4 separate regions of the Homo sapiens genome follow, and all the other regions are linked to region 4. Evidence: chromatin contacts called from ENCODE Hi-C or POLR2A ChIA-PET data. All regions are on one chromosome and are shown on one strand. The core of a region is the stretch at or near the end of the contact, and the rest is flanking DNA. Distances in the headings are between cores, read along the strand shown. Region 1 holds the start of DYRK2 (dual specificity tyrosine phosphorylation regulated kinase 2). Region 2 has its middle 31 kb from the start of LINC02421. Region 3 overlaps LOC105369812 (a long non-coding RNA gene). Region 4 holds the start of MDM2 (MDM2 proto-oncogene).

Region 1 (2,914 bases), core at 159-2,658, 1.2 Mb before region 4:
AGAGACTCTGAGAGGGTCACACTGTACCTTGAAACAGTTTTTGGCGTTTGTATAAAGCTGCGGATGCGCTCTGTAGGAGGTTGCTATGACAATTTGCAAACAGTAGAGTGGATGAAACTCCGCAGGAGGTGGCTCCCTTCCGACTGGAGTCTGCACTAGTTCGGGCCTGCACAGTAGGTCCAGCCAGGAGCCAGAGATACTCGGGCGGGGCAGAGCATAATGGACCCCTGGCCCCAAGAGAACTTCAGAAACTAGGCACCTCTCGAGAAGGAAGTGCATGGCATAACTCTGCCCCGTCATCCGGGATTTGTCGGGCTTTCCCACCCCACCTCCTCTCACAGTTGAAGTGGCAAAACCTGTGACCTTTGAACAGAGGCGCACTGTGTGCCACGCACGACGAGGCGCGGATGTGAGACGGGAAAGCAATTTTTTTTTGGTCTTCAAGGAAAAGAGAGGTTGTATATGGCGAATAAAAAAGGCAGGGAAATTCTCCACGTGTCTTGGAAGGGAAGGGGGAAAGAGATGTGTCGGGTGGGGTGAGAGGAATTCGAGGTGTCGCTCCCTCACCGCAGAGCTGAAAGGAAGGTGTGTCTCTCCCAGTGGCCGCGCAGGGGAAAGGCTCGGAGTTGTAAGGAAATAGGAGATGTCTCTGATGTTTATTTTTGCCTAGCAACCCACAGCCAACTGCTTCCCCAGCTGCCGTCCACACGCGCCTCTCTGCCTCCCCTTGTCCTAGCGACTGGCGAGCGGTCACTTGGTGTCAGTAAACCGGGGAGGGTGTGTGGTGGAGGTGGGAGGGCAGCCCCCTCTTTCGCCCCTGCTCAGGGTCAACGAGCTCAGCGGCCGCCCCTCCCGGGACTTGCCTCTCCGAGGTGACCCTCGCACAACTAAGTTATCTACATGATGAATTGGGGAGAGGGGAGTGGCTAAGTCGCTGGGACCAAGAATGGGGGGACGGGGAAGCAGTACTGTCTGTGAGCAGCCATTCAGTTCGAAGAGCTGAAAATGCATTTATGTTTAGGGGTGCGCATGGCAGGGGAGGGGTCTCTGCGGCGCTTTCGGCCGGAGGGCAGCAGCGGTAGGTTGAGCTGTAGGGCAGAGAAGGGGCGCCGCGGGGCCGGGGAGGGGAAAAGGTCGCCGGAGTGGAGCCGAGGGAAGCAGTGCAGATGGCCGGAGGGGGCGGAGGAGGGCGAGCGGAGGCCGCCGAGTTTTCCGGGGAGCGGAGGGGCGGCTGCGCGCAAACCGGGGGACTGAGAGGAGCCGGGCGGGAGGTTGGGTGGGGGTGGGGTGTGCGTGGCCGCGGCCGGGGGAGCCGGGGGCGGGGCCTGCGGCGGCGGAGGAGGGCGGCGGAGGGCGGCGGGGGCGGGGCCGCGCGCCGGCGCCTGTGTGTGAGTGCGCGGGGGCGCGCGCGCGCGGGCCCGGGAGAGGCTCCCGAGCCAGGCGGTCTTCGGTCCTCGCAGCGCTTCCAGCTCCCCGCGCCCCTATGTGAGGGAGACGGGGAGGCCCGCGGCGCGCAGGGGAGGGCGAGGCATGTGCACGGGCCGGAGGGTGCTGCAGCCGCCCGAGGAAGAGGAGGACGGCGGCGAGGAGGAGAGCGGGGGGCTCGCGGCGGCGGGCCCCGGCCGAGGGGATGCAGTGGACTGTGTGTGTCTGGCTGTAGCAGACGCGAGGCGGCGACGAGGCGCCGGGGACCCGCGCGAGGGGCGGCCGGGAGGCGGCGGCGGCGGCCGCCAGAAGTAGCAGCAGGACCGGCGGCGGCGACGGCAGCCCTGAAATGCATTTTCCTCTCCAGCGGCCATGTTAACCAGGAAACCTTCGGCCGCCGCTCCCGCCGCCTACCCGACCGGTAAGGAGGCCGTGCCGCCGCGCCGCATCCCCGGACCCCCGCCGGCCCTGGGCAGCCCCTGTGGCGCGGGCGGCCGCTGCCTGCGGGACCTCGAACAAAGTCGGCGGCGCGGCGCGGGGGAGCCCCCGGGCGGACGACGCGCCCCGGGCTCCATGCAGGGTTGTGCGCGGCCCCGAAGGCCCCTCCGCGGGGAGCCCTCGGCCCGAAGAGGCTTCTGCCTGCCGGGGGCCCGGGCGGGGACCGTCCAGGCCTGCCGCCCCGCCCTGCGCTGCCCGGGGCTTGGCGTGGCCGTGGCTCCCTGCTCAGCTGTCCAAACCCACCTCCCGGCTGCTGGCCGTCTGCAACGTGGGCCGCCTAGCCCCGGCGCGGCCCGGCTCCCCCGCCGGGTCGCGAACTCGCGCGCCAGGGCCCCACTTAACTTTGCAGCTGCCCGCGCCCCGCCCGTGGGTGTGCGCTGGGGAGCCGTGACCCGAACGCCCGTTTTTACTGCCCCGGTCTCTTCCTCCGTCTTTCTTTGGAAGAGGGTTGTCGCTGCCCAGCGGGGTTGGAGGGGGGGTCTGGGTGACTTTCTCCCCCCTGACCCTCTTTTGTCTCCTCCCGCACGTGGCTTCCAGGCCGAGGTGGGGACAGCGCCGTTCGTCAGCTTCAGGCTTCCCCGGGGCTCGGTGCAGGGGCCACCCGGAGCGGAGTGGGGACTGGCCCGCCCTCCCCCATCGCCCTGCCGCCTCTCCGGGCCAGCAACGCTGCCGCCGCAGCCCACACGGTGAGACCCAGCCCGCGGGCGGCCCGGGCGGTGGGGGCGGGAGGGGCCCCAGGCCGAAGCACCCGGACTTGGAGGGGTCTGACGCCGGGAGAAGAGGGGTCGAGATACAAGCAGCCCCACGCCTCGGGCCGATGGTCTCTCGTCGACGCCGCCCTGGTTAAGTTGGGCGAGCCCAAAGCTGCAGCCACAAAGGAAGATTCGTGGCGTGGGCCCCTTACTTCCCCTCCAGAGCTCGCCCACCCATGACCTCCTCTTCCTAGGAACTTCCTCCTTGCTGCTTTCCTTCTTTCCTCATTTTTCGTCCT
Region 2 (2,866 bases), core at 340-2,839, 1.1 Mb before region 4:
AAGATCTGTGATGCTCAAGGCTCATCCAGGCATTGGCAGTGTATTCAATGTATAAAAAAAATTCTTTTATTTCCAATGACCTGTTTTATGTTAATTTTATTGTGATGTAGAAAAATAACTAGTGTGTCCTTCAACTTACTTGCCAAAACCTACTCTTTTAAATATTTTCTCAGGAGAAAAGTCATTTTAATTTTAACTTAAAAAAAAAAAAACCACAACTTTTCAGGTAAATTGCCAAACAGATGTTTAGTGCTTAGAGTCTCAGGGCAGCCTTTGTGTTGTGGTTGCAAACATACCTATCTTCTAGATCAGAGGTCAGGAAACTACATCTCTGTGTCACAAACACGACTGCCGTGTGTTTTTGTAAATAAAGTTTAGGATAACCACAGTCATTCATTGCATATTGTCCACTGTCTACTGTCTACATATATTGTGTACTGTCTCTGGGTGCCTTCCCTGCTATGGCAGAGTTGAGTAGTTGAGATAGAGACAGCATAGCCCACAAAGCTTAAGATATTTGCTCTCTAGCCCTTGACAAAGAAGTTTGCCAACTCCTAATCTAGTAGAGGCAAATTTCTGTTATAAAGTCTGTACTTATGTTTACTCATGAATGCATCCATTCTTTTAGAATAACATGGATCATAGTGTACATAATAAACTGTTCCAAAATGGCAATATGGTTTAGTGACCATATATTATTGTCACCATTTCCCTTATTATGTTAACTTCTATTAGATGAAAATGCTATTCTGTAAAACAGAATTATGAAACAGTATACACAGCACAGTGTGAGAGTCAATGGCAAGACATTGCACACAATGAAACCCAGTGAAATGTGAAGAGGCTAACCGGGAAGTCTCCGTAAGTGCATATATTTCACAGCTGTGGTGCTAAGAGACAGATTGCTTGGAATGCCATGAGTAGACAAAGCCAAACAAAAATGAGAGCATGAGGAAATTTTTCTGGTGAAAACAATTTTTCCTTACAAATTTGAAATATTTTCCCTTTTATGTTATATTCTTTTTTTCCCCTTTTGAAGTAACATGGCTTCATCCTCTGCCAAATGTATTCCTTCCCACCCCTACCCCACTTTTGGTTTCTTCAATAAATAAAAATTGATTCCTTCACCTCGTTCACATGGACAGTTTCACAAGCTTATAGTGCATGTTGAAAGAAGTGTTGGATTGATTTTTTTTCAGTAGATGAAAACAGTAAAATTGTTAAACTGCATTAAAAAATTTTCCATATAATTGAAGGTGAAGGCATCAATAAGCAAAGCACTTTTAAGGCAATACTAAGGTTCTCAGCCTTTGGACTGTATTGCTTTTCTTCTCCCCATCACGGGGAATGAGATCCATTCTTGGCTGTTTAGTATTCTGTAATGAAAGGAAAAGTCACTCCCACATTTTTTGGGGTAGAGAAGGGGTTGTTAGTCAGCAGGACTATCAAACAACAGTAGTCATTGCTGTTGCCTGGGCTTTTGAGGGGACCAAAGGAGACCAAACCGAAAGGTTCTGTAAAGTCTGTCTAAGTGAAAGATGTTGCTGTTATCATCTGATTTAGTCATCGAAACCTCCTAAGAACCTCTACAGAGGTTTGAGATGGGGAAGGAAGGAAGTGAAAGTAAAATCAAGCATTTCTGTGACTATTTAAAGCCACCCTAGCAATAAGCCTTGCATGGTAAAGAGTTGAAATTGAATGAGGCTTTCAGTTTTCTGTGGGTTTCACTGATTCACATTAGCCCAAGGGCTTTTTGTGTCTCCCCATGTAGCAGTAGTTACACCCCTGGTTGGCATGAGATAAAATCCTGCCGTGCACACAGAAACCAACTTCTTAGGCATTAGTCAGGGTCTCTCTGAAGTAGAAGTGCCTGAGCCACTTCCGTTTTTTTATTTTTAATACTCATGATGTGTTAGAAAGTGAAGAAATGCCAAGACAGACTTACAAACACTGTGGTATACTTTTTAATGTTTATGTTTAAGAAATTAGTAGTCTTAACACATGCATTTAAGTAAGTGCAATGTAATTATTTTGCTTTTCAAAAGATTTCAACATAAAGAAGCATTTCTACAGGGTATACTATAGGCAGTGGGACCCAAGTTTAAGGTTGTGTGAGGGACAACTCCCTCCAGTCAGACGAGTGAAAGTTACTGCACATATAATCTCACTTGGGGATGATGTCAAATGTCCATGTCTGCGACCCTGTCTAAACTAGGAGGCTGGGCTAAAAGGCTCCCTTGCCCTCCTTCTCCCAGCTCCCCCCACCCACTGCCACCACTGAGACCAGATCGTAAGTACACAATTATGCCTGTGTGGGGAAGTGGGGAGGAGAAACACAAGGTATGATGGAGAGGTCCATTATGTACTCTTACACAAATATTTTTCAAGTGCATACTATGTGCAGAGGTAAGAAGATAGTACCATAGTTAAACTCATACTTAGGGTTTAAATCCTGGCAGTGTTATTCCCTACTTGAGTTATAAAACTTCTCTAAGCCTTAATTTTCTCATCAGTTAGCTCATTTGTGAGGTGCTTCATTAGTTGTTATGAGGATTAAATGACTTACCCACATAAAGTTATCTGAACAGCACCACCTTGCACTGTGAGCAAGCAGTATAAAAGTTCTTGACCTCAGGGAGCTTAATTTCCATCTCCCTCACTGCATTTTGCTCTCAGCTCTCCTGTCTGCAAGCTGGTCTACCTGAAACAACTGCCTTGCAATATCAAAAGATATCTGATAAAACGGGTAAATATAGCTCCACTGATGAGGACAAAAAAAAATCAGCTGTATTAAGGAAATTCTCTTAAAAAGTCATTAATCTTCCATTCAACAAGCAACAATGTGTGTTAGACACTGTTCGGGGAA
Region 3 (2,700 bases), core at 164-2,663, 1.4 Mb before region 4:
GAGGTCCTAGGTTTCTTTCCTTGACCACCTCCTATGCTGAGCTTCCATCTTGTCCCTCCTGGCTGGAGCAGTTAGGTTTACCGGAGCCACATAAGTGAGAGCTACCATTGGCCTTACCTTGGAAAGCCCAAGCTTTCTGGCATAAAGGAACTCAGATCCCTTAGGACCCTGGGAATCTCACATGCCTCTGACTCCTTCAAGAGGTGCAGCATCTGTATAACCGAAACGACCACCCTCTACTTCCCTGTCATGTCTTGCTTGGCTCTGGAGAGCACAGAGGGGAGGCTTCTGTGGATCACCCCTCCACCTTGTATACACACCTCCTAGAATTGGTGTCTCACTGCCTAATTATGTGCCAATGGCTCTGATCTGTAAACAGGATATTGATATTAGATCTCACATAGTTTAAGCTTCTGCCAGTAGAATTTAGCTACCTTCCCGATATCTTCCTGCTATGTCAGAAAGCACAGCTCCTAAGCCCTCAGTACGGTAGTCCATGGTTTAAACTGAGGGAAAGGACTTGATCAGCTGATACTAGTGCAAGAACCTGGCTGAAAGAGATCATGAAGGCCCTGAGCATCTGCTTACAGGCCTTCCCTTTTCAGTTTTCAAAATGTTCAAAAGGGTGGAGGGCCCTGGCTTCTCTCTTATCCATGGAATGCCTTTTCTGGTGCCTTTTCTTACTGTCTCTGGCCTGACATGCTTGGGTCAGGTCAGAGAAGGGCTTTGCCTTAATGGCATGTTTATCTTCAAATCTCTCTTAGTATCCACTAAGCCTATAGGTCTTTGATTCTCTAAGGTTCATGGGAAACAGCTAAGGAGTGCTAGGGAAGATCTACTCAGGATCTGCTCTTACCCCATTATGATGCTAGCCATCTAGCAGAACTTGCACAGTATTTAAAAATGAACAATGTCAACTCTGCTTCTTCCAGGCAGTTCTGAACTGGGGATGAACGTTCACATGCCTCAAAGGTCTTATATAATTTGGTTTCTAAAGAAATTAGCACTCCAGGTATTTGATATCATGATCATCCTTTTTACCAATTACTCGATAGTGTCTGGAGCCCCCAAGATCCCTTGTGACCTTTGTCTAAAACTGAGAAAACCCACTGAGTGAGCAGCAAAACTGTCTTCTCCTTTTACCTCTTAGCATCTGAATCTGATACTTATCACTCTTTAAAACCTAAACCAAAATCCATTGTCTCTGGTAAGCAGTGTTGGGCATTCTGAATCTAGAATTTGGGTTCGAGTTTCCTTTGGTGTCTATTTAAAAAAAACAATTGTTCATGCAAGTCTAAATGTTATCTGAATTTTTATTCTTCACAGTGCATGTGCTGTGGGGCTCAGAGATACTAAGTGTGATGTTTTAAACGGTTACTCTTAGAAAGAGTGACTCATCTCAACTTTCCCTAAGTGGTCATGTATTTTGCATATCTATTCTAGAATGCTCTAGGCCCATGGGCAATGCACATTGCACTCACAGAGGGCATACACTTGGCATCTGCCTTAGAATACTCTCCTTAGCCACATCTTTATCTGCTTGACTACAAAACTGAAACTTTCCGTGCTGTTGGGGATCTGTTTTAGACACTCTCGAGTTAAAATGAACGAGCCAGTGCTTGAATATTTCCTCTTCCTGTTTGTGTAGCCTTCTGCACATAGGTAGCGATGGTAACTGCCCAAGTGTGTTGCCATTACATCTGGACTTGCAGATGCAGAGCAGGCCCTATGGATCCAGCTCCCTCTCACAGATACCCTGGGTTTGATGTGCTCTTCTCTCATCGGACTCCCATACCCACCCCCAGTTTTTCCCTGACTCTCATTCACATCTGTAGGAGTGGGCGGGAGGCTTTAGCACTTAGGCCACAGAATCTGAAGCCAGGATGAGGGCACAGGTGCTGGCTCTCAAGTGTCCTTAAAGACTCCCTAACCAGCACCACTGAGCTCTAAGTATCTCCTTTCCTTGTGGCTTCTTCCATCCTGGCCTTTCTAGATCCTGTGGGTTGAGGTCTGAAGTTTTTGTCCAGCATGATCTACTTCCTGGAAGGCTGAAGACCACACAGATCCTGGGCTGATTCAGCTTCCCAACCTTCTCCAAGTGGCTTCTACCACTGGGATACCAAAAAGGGGTTGTCCACTGAGTTTTGGTTGTCAACCAAATTCAACCACCAATTTTGCCTATTCCCTTCCCTTCCATAGCCATAGGATGTTACCAGATGGTGATATAGTTTGCATGCTTGTCCCTGCCAAAATCTCATGTTGAATTGTATCCCCAGTGCTGGAGGTGGGGCCTGGCGGGGGGTGTTTGGGTCATGGGGGTGGATCCTTCATGGCATGGTGCTATCTTTACCATAGTGAGTGAGTTCTCACGAGATCTGATTGTTTAGAAATATGTGGTACTTCCCCTCCCCGCACCCTCTCTCTCTCTTGCTCTTGCTTTTGCCACATGATGTGCCTGGTCCCCCTTCACCATCCATCATGATTGTAAGTTGCCTGAAACCTCTTAGAAGCTGAGCAGAGGCCAGCACCATGCTTCCTGTAAAGCCTGCAGAATCGTGAGCCAATTAAACCTCTTTTTTTTTTTTTTTTTAAATAAATCACCCAGTCTCAGGTATTTCTTTATAGCAATGCAAGAATGGCCTAACACAGATAGTCGTCTTTTTCCTTCTTTAGGTACCACCTCTCCCCGACCCCCTAACC
Region 4 (2,700 bases), core at 133-2,632:
CTGCTTGAGATTTTCTTTCATCCAGGGTCAAGCACTGAGTCTATTAGAAACCCCACTGTATATGATCTGATGAAGATGAGATTATCTTTTTAAAAGCCACATATTAAATCTCTTAAGTTAATAATATTGGCAATCAACTTAAATCAACTGAGTGACCACTATGTTTAAGGAAGTTTCCTTTCTGGTAGGCTGGGAAGCGGGAGAAGGGAAGGATATAACTTTATAAAAAAAAAAAAGCTGCAGAAGGGAAGGATATAACTTTATAAAAAAAGGTCCTTGTTCACAAGGAGCTAATCACTTACTGGCCAGAGAAGAAACGTGTTCCTTCTTTGCAATGGCTGTGTTTTTGGGTTTAGCTAACTCAATTCTTTATGTCCTCAATTTATGAGACCGCATCAAAAACGTTTTTGCCACATCTCTGTGGGAAAGTAGGTGAGTCAGAATGAGTGCATAATATATAAGTATATATTTTAATGATAATGAATGTGTAGATTAACAAACCCAAACTTTGTTTTTGTTTTTTTGAGAGTCTTGCCCTGTCGCCCAGGCTGGAGTGCAATGGCATGATCTTGGCTCACTGCAGCCTCTGCCTCCCGGGTTCACAGGATTGTCCTGCCTCAGCCTCCGGAGTAGAGTAGCTGGGATTACAGGTGACCGCCACCACGCCCGACTAATTTTTGTAGTTTTTAGTAGAGACGGCGTTTCCCATGTTGGCCAGGTTGGTCTTGAACTCCTGACCTCAAGTGATCCACCCGCCTCGGCCTACCCAAAGTGATGGGATTACAAGCGTGAGCCACCGCGCCCAGCCAAACCCAAACATTCTAAAAGCGCAGAGTAACCGCTCCCCTCCCCGCCAACGGTAACCAGCATCTTCGTTCTCCAACCAGAACAGCTGTATGCACCGGTGTATAAGCCTGCCTTAAGTGCTATTTTTAATCTTTTTTAAAAACAGGCCTTAAAATAACTCATTTGGGTACAACTCCAGCGGCTGGTGGAGTGGGCTTAATATATTAAACAGCTGTTAATTTTGGTTTCTTTTTGGTAACAGCGACACGGAGATCCGCATTTGTCGCAGTTTCCACCGCGGGCGGGAAGTGTAAACACAAGAAATACAAACATAGCGCAACGGCTAAAGGAGTGTCACAGCGCCAAACCTTGCTGGCTCCGCGCCAGGCCGAGCCCCACCCTCTCAGCTCGCGGCCAACACCCCCACCCCGCCTCACAGCCCGCCGCGCCCGCGGGGCGACACCCCCCACTCCATCATCCCGGAGGTGGTGCGGCCGAGCCCCGGACCCAATTGGCGGAAGCGGGGCCGGTTGTGTGCGCGCGCACAAATGCCCGGATGCGCCGCGACGACCCGCGCGCTCCCCTCGGGCGGTAGGGGGCGCGCACCGAGGCACCGCGGCGAGCTTGGCTGCTTCTGGGGCCTGTGTGGCCCTGTGTGTCGGAAAGATGGAGCAAGAAGCCGAGCCCGAGGGGCGGCCGCGACCCCTCTGACCGAGATCCTGCTGCTTTCGCAGCCAGGAGCACCGTCCCTCCCCGGATTAGTGCGTACGAGCGCCCAGTGCCCTGGCCCGGAGAGTGGAATGATCCCCGAGGCCCAGGGCGTCGTGCTTCCGCGCGCCCCGTGAAGGAAACTGGGGAGTCTTGAGGGACCCCCGACTCCAAGCGCGAAAACCCCGGATGGTGAGGAGCAGGTACTGGCCCGGCAGCGAGCGGTCACTTTTGGGTCTGGGCTCTGACGGTGTCCCCTCTATCGCTGGTTCCCAGCCTCTGCCCGTTCGCAGCCTTTGTGCGGTTCGTGGCTGGGGGCTCGGGGCGCGGGGCGCGGGGCATGGGGCACGTGGCTTTGCGGAGGTTTTGTTGGACTGGGGCTAGGCAGTCGCCGCCAGGGAGGAGGGCGGGATTTCGGACGGCTCTCGCGGCGGTGGGGGTGGGGGTGGTTCGGAGGTCTCCGCGGGAGTTCAGGGTAAAGGTCACGGGGGCCGGGGGCTGCGGGGCCGCTTCGGCGCGGGAGGTCCGGATGATCGCAGGTGCCTGTCGGGTCACTAGTGTGAACGCTGCGCGTAGTCTGGGCGGGATTGGGCCGGTTCAGTGGGCAGGTTGACTCAGCTTTTCCTCTTGAGCTGGTCAAGTTCAGACACGTTCCGAAACTGCAGTAAAAGGAGTTAAGTCCTGACTTGTCTCCAGCTGGGGCTATTTAAACCATGCATTTTCCCAGCTGTGTTCAGTGGCGATTGGAGGGTAGACCTGTGGGCACGGACGCACGCCACTTTTTCTCTGCTGATCCAGGTAAGCACCGACTTGCTTGTAGCTTTAGTTTTAACTGTTGTTTATGTTCTTTATATATGATGTATTTTCCACAGATGTTTCATGATTTCCAGTTTTCATCGTGTCTTTTTTTTCCTTGTAGGCAAATGTGCAATACCAACATGTCTGTACCTACTGATGGTGCTGTAACCACCTCACAGATTCCAGCTTCGGAACAAGAGACCCTGGTTAGTATTTTTGTCTCGTGTAACTTTTAAGAATAATTTATTTTATGAAGTGATAAACTAAATTTCGTATACCTCAATTGTAGCATGGCTCTGTAAATAAAATTGTATGTGCATAGCTTAAAGTGTGCTACCTCTGGCGTAACTGCGTGGAGTTAAAAACTGTTAAGAACTGGTCAGTATTTTTTTAGCCATTTGCCACATT

What was found. Hi-C counts contacts between places; a loop is a spot of excess contacts on that map. ChIA-PET counts read pairs that join two places held with the same protein, here RNA polymerase II (POLR2A). Pooled maps may share reads with other maps.
Region 1: a map of B cell shows a loop between it and region 4 (9-fold over the local background). The contact joins the promoter of DYRK2 here to the promoter of MDM2 in region 4. A Hi-C loop is called at or near these places in 2 of 168 maps with a recorded cell type or tissue (B cell and CD8-positive, alpha-beta T cell), 2 of 37 single-sample maps with no recorded cell type and 13 of 50 pooled maps.
Region 2: a map with no recorded cell type shows a loop between it and region 4 (25-fold over the local background). The contact joins the enhancer-like site here to the promoter of MDM2 in region 4. A Hi-C loop is called at or near these places in 3 of 37 single-sample maps with no recorded cell type and 6 of 50 pooled maps. POLR2A ChIA-PET finds 5 or more read pairs at or near these places in 1 of 52 experiments (CD4-positive, alpha-beta T cell).
Region 3: a map with no recorded cell type shows a loop between it and region 4 (9-fold over the local background). The contact joins the enhancer-like site here to the promoter of MDM2 in region 4. A Hi-C loop is called at or near these places in 2 of 37 single-sample maps with no recorded cell type and 3 of 50 pooled maps. POLR2A ChIA-PET finds 5 or more read pairs at or near these places in 1 of 52 experiments (activated T-cell).

The regions. Positions count from the first base shown.
Region 1 is chr12:67,647,337-67,650,250 of GRCh38, forward strand. DYRK2 (dual specificity tyrosine phosphorylation regulated kinase 2) reads left to right here and starts at 1,409. Exons shown (of 3, transcript NM_006482.3): 1 at 1,409-1,846; 2 at 2,461-2,609. The coding sequence starts at 1,798. RefSeq lists silencers at 1,072-1,181, 1,282-1,581, 1,592-2,251, 2,412-2,801.
Region 2 is chr12:67,697,307-67,700,172 of GRCh38, forward strand. No RefSeq gene overlaps it. Among named protein-coding and RNA genes, the nearest start is that of LINC02421, 31 kb to the right of the region's middle. Within about 2 kb of position 1,590, at least 7 of the 41 ENCODE cell types and tissues checked have a DNase peak (open chromatin) inside an H3K27ac peak, as active enhancers do; they include CD4-positive, alpha-beta T cell, where a contact is called at or near this core.
Region 3 is chr12:67,448,263-67,450,962 of GRCh38, forward strand. All of the region lies in intron 3 of LOC105369812 (a long non-coding RNA gene), which reads left to right. Among named protein-coding and RNA genes, the nearest start is that of LINC02420, 7.1 kb to the left of the region's middle. RefSeq lists a silencer at 114-298. Within about 2 kb of position 1,414, at least 4 of the 41 ENCODE cell types and tissues checked have a DNase peak (open chromatin) inside an H3K27ac peak, as active enhancers do.
Region 4 is chr12:68,806,795-68,809,494 of GRCh38, forward strand. It overlaps MDM2 (MDM2 proto-oncogene), which reads left to right and starts at 1,383. Exons shown (of 11, transcript NM_002392.6): 1 at 1,383-1,697; 2 at 2,414-2,498. The coding sequence starts at 1,684. RefSeq lists a silencer at 1,081-1,470 and enhancers at 1,672-2,700, 1,971-2,360.